Regions from separate parts of the Mus musculus genome. Here all the other regions are linked to region 1. A link is a loop called in an ENCODE intact Hi-C map of the cell type or tissue named here. Cell type or tissue: heart. All regions are shown on one strand.

What was found. Hi-C counts contacts between places; a loop is a spot of excess contacts. Peaks named below come from ENCODE experiments on the same cell type or tissue, not always from the same donor. Only the 100,000 strongest peaks of a DNase experiment are listed, where the experiment ranks them.
Region 2: a loop joins it to region 1, with 3 times the contacts of the local background. A loop is called at or near these places in 6 of 42 quality-filtered maps.
Region 3: a loop joins it to region 1, with 2.2 times the contacts of the local background. A loop is called at or near these places in 6 of 42 quality-filtered maps.

The regions. Positions count from the first base shown.
Region 1 is chr10:39,169,243-39,171,742 of GRCm38, reverse strand. It overlaps a transcript of Ccn6 not described here. Among named protein-coding and RNA genes, the nearest start is that of Ccn6, 6.7 kb to the right of the region's middle. In heart, CTCF peaks have their summits at 470 (motif pointing left) and 1,374 (motif pointing left); a DNase peak (open chromatin) is centred at 392; H3K4me3 peaks cover 994 bases; H3K27ac peaks cover 441 bases; H3K27me3 peaks cover 303 bases.
Region 2 is chr10:39,450,284-39,452,783 of GRCm38, reverse strand. The region is part of intron 2 of Fyn (Fyn proto-oncogene); the gene reads right to left. Among named protein-coding and RNA genes, the nearest start is that of Fyn, 82 kb to the right of the region's middle. In heart, no CTCF peak of the experiment used is centred here; DNase peaks (open chromatin) are centred at 1,483 and 2,194; H3K27ac peaks cover 1,241 bases.
Region 3 is chr10:39,810,657-39,813,156 of GRCm38, reverse strand. The region is part of intron 9 of Rev3l (REV3 like, DNA directed polymerase zeta catalytic subunit); the gene reads right to left. Among named protein-coding and RNA genes, the nearest start is that of Rev3l, 80 kb to the right of the region's middle. In heart, a CTCF peak has its summit at 1,444 (motif pointing left); a DNase peak (open chromatin) is centred at 1,456.

The DNA of each region.
Region 1 (2,500 bases):
AACCAAAAGGAGAGATGGACCCCCGCCCCGCCCCAGCTCCACTATCTCATTGTCTTTCTGCTGCTGGTATATTATGTATCACTACTTGGTAGTACTTTAAAACAAATGTGGATTTAAATGATTTAAATATTTCAAAGGCTACAGCCGCTGTTCAGAACGCAGTGTGTAATGATTCTCATCACAGAGAAATCTGATCTTGCTATGGAATGAAAAAGCCGAATGTTTGCGAAGGAGCAATGCACGTTCCCTACCCAGCCAAGGACTTTTTGTAGGGATGGAAAAGCCTCTTGCAGCAACCATCCTAGCGCTACTGCAGGAGTCTGGGCGAGATGGCGGCGGGGCTCCTCCCACCTCTGCGGCAGCAGAGATCAATAATGCAAGGCTCTGCGGCAAACGCGCGCCTCCTTTCTTCCCTGACAGCGACCATAAGAGCCTTCGGCTGGAACATTGACCCGTTGCGCCATCTACCGACCACCAGGGTCTAGTGCAGCTTTGAGCTGGAAAGTCCGGAAACAGCGTGAAAGCTGCATGGGTGAAGGGAGTTTTCAACACCTAATCTCATTTAAGAGGACAAAGAAAAAATAAGTTTTTTCTATCTGCCTGTGAAAAATAACACGAAGGCTTGAAGCTCCCAATGCCCATCATCACATGAAATATAGACTTGTTAGGTTTTTTGCAACATGTCTTAGGGTTACTATTGCTGTGATGAAACACCATGACCACAAGCAACTCCGGAAGAAAAGGATTTATTTAGTTTACAGGTCCATGACTGTCCATCGTCGAAGGAAGTCAGGACAAAAAACTAAAGCAGAGCAGCAACCTGGAGCCCAGAGCTGATGTAAAGGCCACAGAGGAGTGGCATCTTACCAGCTTGTTCCTTATGGCTTGCCCAGCTGCTTTCTTACAGCACCCAGGACCACCTGCTCCGGGACGGCACCGCCCACAATGGACTGGACCTTCCCCATTAATCACTAATTAAGAAAATGCCCTACAGCCTTGCCCACAGCCCCATCTTAGGTAGGCAGTTTTTTCATTTGAGGCTCCCTCCTCTCCGATGGCCCTAGCTAGTGTTAAATTGACATAAAATTAGCTAGCGCACCTGTTATTTTGAAAATAGTCTGTTTTCTACATGATCCAGGATAAAAGAAAGCCCTGTACAAGCTTATATGACCAAATTTGAATTTCAGGTTAAAAACCAACAATTAGTATAAGCATGCCACATATACGTTAAAGCATCTCACTGGGCATCCTGTCATGATTATTACCTTTCATCTTGTTAGCCAAGGCTGACAGCCCTCTCAGTAAACCTGTCTACAGGTTTTACAAAGGTTGGTAGCTCTGCTTGGACTGCTCGAGACTGTGGCGCCCTCTTCTGGCTTCCATGGGCACTGCATTTGTGTTCTCCCTCCCCACACACCTTCATGACGCATTATTAAAAAACTCCAAGTTAAAAAGAAAGCCAGGAACAGCACACTGCATTTGCGTGCTTTTCTTTGCTTGTGACATTAGCTCCAACCGCACTCGGGAGCATGGTTAATGCTCGGTCCTCTCTTGCCCTCCCTCCTTTTCATGTGGCGGTTTTCTGTGTCTGTGGCTAATTAACTTAGCTCTCCTTCCCACTCAGCATTCCCTCTGCAAAAACAAATGACAGAGCGAATTATACCGCACGGACTTACATTTGGTCTTGCTTTTTTTACGCCCGTGGAACGAGGGCGCCTGCTTATTTTCAATAAGCTCTGACCCAGGCCCTATACAGGTGGCAGGGCAGGGCATATGTGGTTTGAGGGTTGCTAGGGACCTGGTTCATTAACAGCCAAGCAGAACGTTGTAACTTCTCCATTCCCCCTGCATGGGAGTGGCACTACCTCCCCTTGGCCCTCTCCCCATCGCTGGCTGCCTCAGGGACTGCACAAGTGTTCATTAACAAGGCTGCATACGGTTAGTGGAGGAAGGGAGAACATGCCTTCTCTCATGCCTGCTTCACTGCAGTCACGTAGGCAAAGCACTGAGTCGTGTTTTGCCCGCCTGTATGTCTGTGTGAGGGTATCGGATCCCCTGGAACTGGAGTTACAGTTAGGAGCTGCCATGTACATGCTGGGAATTGAGTCTTGTTGATGAGCAACCAGTACTCTTTACTGCTGAGCCATCTCTCCACCCACTCATGTTGGAATCTTGAAAGTAGAACTTGGTAAAATTTGGAGATACATTTAACAGAAACGCTCAATAATTAGTATAAGTAAATGGACACAACTCTAAATGACCAGTAAATGTCCTCAAGAATATACACTGTAAAAGTATCTTTTATTCGCCTGATCTAATTGTTCTCTTTGTGGCTTACTGCCCCAATCTGCTACTATGGGCCTAGCCCTGCCTGGAAGCTTCTGGCCTACATATAATCTAACCCAGGCTTAGAATGCTTTCAGCTTCTGGAACTTACTGCTGAATAAGCTCATGCTTTCTGAGGTCTGGCAGGCTGCTTCGACTCCAAGCTGCCTGATTC
Region 2 (2,500 bases), 280 kb before region 1:
AACTAGCCCCAGGAGTGATGTCTCTGCATATGAAACCAGAGGTGACAACTTCAGGTAGGTCAACTTAGTATCTGGCTACATCTTTTATTCCAAGCTCTGCGGCATCTATGATGAATCAGGGTCATGGTAGACAGGGTTTGTCCATATCCTTTTTATCCAAGCAGCTTTGTCAAGGGGTGACCGGGTATCTTTTGCCAAAAGCAAACAAAAAACAGGATAGCTATCCCTTTTCAAAGTGAAGAAAGCCTAATGATTTCCTCCAATGAGCATCAGTAACCAGGGCACAGTGACCAACTGTTTGGGCAGAAATTTACCACTGGCAGCATTTTCCACATCTAACATCATGTCAAGTGACTCTCAGGCCATGTGGCAGTGTGTTCTTCCTCTCCAGTAACTCCCAAGGCTGAGCTATTTATCTACTGTAGGAACGAGCGCTGGACCTAGCACATAACTCTTTTATACTACAGCACATTTATCGCCATCTCATTAGGATTTGGATATATGCTTTTAGTTACCAGTAGAAACAACTAACGCATAACAAAGAGTGGTTTGTCTTCTGCATCTTTGTGCAGTCGTGAAGGAGTAATGCTGATTTTGTGGGCACTCCCACACAACAGTGCATAGCCCCCTTTGTACTCTCTGTTTCTAGGGAACACCAAGGCTGTGCATGACATCTGAACACACTATGAACAGGGATGGTTCTCATCAATGCAGGGTTATGCTCAATTTCTTCTTCCTAAGGGAGCCCTCGCATACACTTCCCCAGCCACCGTGCCTTAAGAGCAGGGCAACAGTCCCTGAAGGGGAGCCATCAGGATGGTTTAGGGCTTTGCAGGACACTAGCCCACTGACAGGACCTTTCACAGGAGTTGTCAAACCAAGCTTTCCCAGGTGACTGCTGTGAATACTCTGTGTATACTCAGGGTGGAGACCCCCAGACTCTTGCCAGTGACCGAGTCAACAATAAACTTACAGGTCAACATAAGCCAACGAGACAGAAGAGTTTACTTACTGGGAGCTTCCTGCTCTTCTGGGAGGATCTCTTTTGTCCGGTGTGTGTGTGTGTGTGTGTGTGTGTGTGTGTGTTTGTGTGTGTGTGTGTGTGTGTGTGTGTGTGTGTGTGTGTGTGTGAGTGATATGCCTGGGACGTTCACAGCTCTGCTGCTGTAGCCTGGGGATGCATGCTGCTGGTCCTGGAGCTAGGGAGAGCACAGGGAAGCAAGCTCAGTGTAGATGAGCCCAGCACCTCTGAGTTCCCATGCACTCCTCACTGCTTAGGTCTCCGTGAGTGGAGGAGCTCTCAATCCTGAGTAAGGTTATAAATGAGAGAGAGTGGCAAGGCCCTGGTCACGCCCCTTTCTGAGGAGTCCAACTCTGCAGAGCTTCATTCTGTTCAGGGAACTGACCCAGCAGTGCCCTGGTTACGGTGACCGTCTCGTGTCTGCATTTCCAGAAGCTTCCAACTCAGCTGGACTCAATCTGCTAGCGGATATGCTGAGCACTTCCCAAATTATCTTAACCAGAGTGGCCACTGGTTGCCTTCCTGAGAAGTCACATGGATGTCATTTCCTGTAAAGACAATAGGAGACTAACTGCTCAGCCCCAGCCTCCAATAGGGAAGGTATGTAATTACTGAAGGGTAAATAAGGAAGAGCTTGGGGCTTCTGGATCTGCTCCAATTACTTGTGGGATCCGGTAGGTGGGTGGGTGGGTGGGTGGGTGGGTGGGTGGGTGGGTGGGCTCCCTGGTCTGGAAAAGATCTGAGGGCTGTATCCTCTGCAGGCATTTATACCCTTTCACATGTTGCTGGGTCTCAGTAAAGACCCAGATTTCTGAGGAAAGCAAGCAGACTGGCCATTACACAGAGCCACATGTGGCTTCAGTGTCATTTTGATTCCCATGTAGGAGTTGTGTATAGTTGTGGAGGTCGGGAGTGTCCCACAGACAACTCTGGTGTTTCCTTGCTTGTCAGCCCCATTGGGGAGAGGCCTATGCTGGGATTTACCTGATTCTGTGTCTGTTGTGGTGGCCTGCTGAGAACGAGTCTTCTGTCAGGCAGTGAGACGCTGCTATCTGCCTCCCTCACAGCTTCTGCCGCAGCTGCCCACCTCTCAGACCCTTTCTGCTTTCCCTTCCCTGCCCGCTTCCCTACTTCCAATTTCCCCAGTCCCAGCAGCATCCTGTGCCATCAATTCAAGCTGCCCTGCTGCCATTCTGGCTTGCGCCTCATCCGCTACCTTCAGCTGGAAGGCAGGACCTCTCCTTGGTCACTGCTGTGTCCCAGTGCTTGTGCAGATCCTGGCATGGGACTAAGAGAGTGTCTCACGGGAGCTCCTGCTACTTCCTGTCTCTGGCTTCTCTCCCGCCTTACTGTATATATGAATATTTAGGGCACAGGCTGCTTAGGTCCCAACTACAACCTGTCATCTGGGAAGGATTTATAGCCTAGACCCATACTTCAAAAGTGAGAAATGTTTTACTGTGGCTAAGAAGCTTGTGA
Region 3 (2,500 bases), 640 kb before region 1:
GGAGGAGAAAAAGCATATATTAAAGGGAGGGGGAGAGGGAGGGAGGGAGGGAGAGACTGACTACACACACAAAATCAGCAGCTAACTGCAAGTATTACAACTAACTGGAAAAATAGTTTTTGCTTAGACATTTAAACTGACTTGACACTTAAATGCTTTTGATTTATTGGAAGTTAAATAGGAAAAATATTTTTATATAAAATATACTACAAAATAGTAGATCTAAGACAGAGTATTTAATCAAAACAAACAAACAAATAATCAAAACCCAGAAAACAACTTTCTAAAATAAGCATTTGGTTAAAAACAAATCCTGGTTGTCTGAAACCAATGATGATACAGATAATTACAAACAATGATCAAAGTAGTTATGGGGAAAGCATAAATACACAGTACAAAAGAATGCTACAGGTAAAAATGTTAAGTAATACTATCAGCAGCTTTGTGCTAAACCCTGGAAAACTCAGAAAATGGGTAATGTCTTAGGGGAAATGGTATAAAAACAGACTCAAAGCAGAACAGAAGAACACCAGAGCAGAGTTAAGTAGCTACTTTACAAGGAAAGCCCGTCAACACAATGCTAGCATCTGGAGGGGCTGGGGAGTTTAATCTATGAAACCCGAAAGAGACAGATGATCCCAACTTAATAAGACTTCTCAAAAGGGAAGCTGAAACCTTACAACTTATTTAATGAGGAAAGTATGGCTTTTTCACTGATACATACAATTCTAAGAAAACTATTAGAAAAATAAATAAAAATAAATAAATCAATTCAAAAAAACGTAACTCACCATATTAAGAGTATAAAAGAAAGACTAATTTCAATATATTCAGAAGATTAGTAAATCTCAATCTAATATTCATCATATATTAAGTGGCTACAACTTCTAGCAAAATAAGAATAACAAAGGCTACTAACCCAATTAAAGTACATTTACCATGATCCTATGTAAATTTCAGTCTTAGTGATTTTTAAAAATATCTCCATACCTGCAATGCCAACATTGAGAAGACAGGGACATAAAGACCACCCCAAGACCAGCTTGGCTTATACAGAAAGTGCTAGGCTCACCCAGGCTGAAAACAAAAATTAAAAAAAAAAATACAAACAACCTCAAAGAACAAAAAACAAGAAAGGAGGAAGAGGTGGAAGAAAAGGTGGAAATTGAGGAAGAGGACTAGGAGAAGAAAAGAAAAAGGGAAGGAAAAAAAGAAGTGCTGGGTTTGAAGACCCTGATCACCAAAGTTTTTATCCTGCATCATTGTTGATGTTGTGGCAGGCCATTAAGATATGAGAAAAAGAGGCTATGAGAGATGGTTCAGCAGTTAAAAGAACCGGCTACTCTATCAGAAAATTCAGCTTTTATACCTAGCATCCACATGGCAGCTGAAAACCATCTATACGCCCAGTTCCAAGTGGTCTGATGCCCTCTTCTGGCCTTCACGGGCACTGCAGACATGTGCTACTCACTGTGGGTGGTGCTATACCCCTGGAAGCTAAACAAGGACCTGGGTATAAGCCAGGAAGCAGTGTTCCTCTGTGGACTCTGCTTCAGTTCCTGCTTCCAGGATCCTGCCTTGAGTTCCTGCCCAGACTTCTTCATTGAGCAGTGATGAACTGACACCAGAATGAAGCCAACTCTTTTCTCCACAAGTTGTTTATCACAGAAAGAGAAAATCAAACTAAAACTAGGATAGACATTGGTCCTGAGAGTGGAGAGTTGCTGTGAAGGGACCATGCTGGGCTTGTGGAGGATGGTGGAACCATTCAGAACTTTAGGATGGTAAAGCCACTAAGTGCTTAGACCTAATGAGCTATGGTGAGCTTAGAAGGTAAAAACTGTGCAGAGAAATGGAGACATTGGGAGACATGGCTTCTGAAGTTTCAGAGGAGAGCTAGGAATCCCCCCAAAAATCTATTGAGGCCATTTGTGTGATATATTTTTATTAAGAATCTGTAGAAGTGTAAGACCTAAACCCTATACAAAGAACTATGGGCAACTGAGAAAAGCTGGAGGCAAGAGAGGTAGCCTTCCCTAGCGAAGAGCACACCAATTGGGTGTTCAGTACCAAACGGTCAACCCTGAAAACATACACACATCATACAGACTGAAAAGGTTATATTTAGAAATATACACGCAATAACAATTAGTGAAAAAAAAGAGGCCATGAATTTGAAGACGTATGGGCAGAGGCTTAAGCGGAAGGTTTGGAGGGAGGAAGGAGAAGGGACAATGTTATAATGTCACAAACACACAAAGGAATTGGTGCAAGGAAAATTTGTGCTTTACTGGAGCAGTGGATGCTGCTTAGCTGTGGCTGGAAATCCATCTATGATTAATATGTCATCAGCATCACGGGGAAGTGTCTTCTGGGAAGTGTTTTCTTATGTCAGCACATACAAGTTGTAGTGGTGGTGGGAGAAAGACTGCGTATCAAGCTGGCACCTAAAAGTTATCTCTGCCTGGTACTGGTTTTGAAGTCTTAAGCATCCTCCACA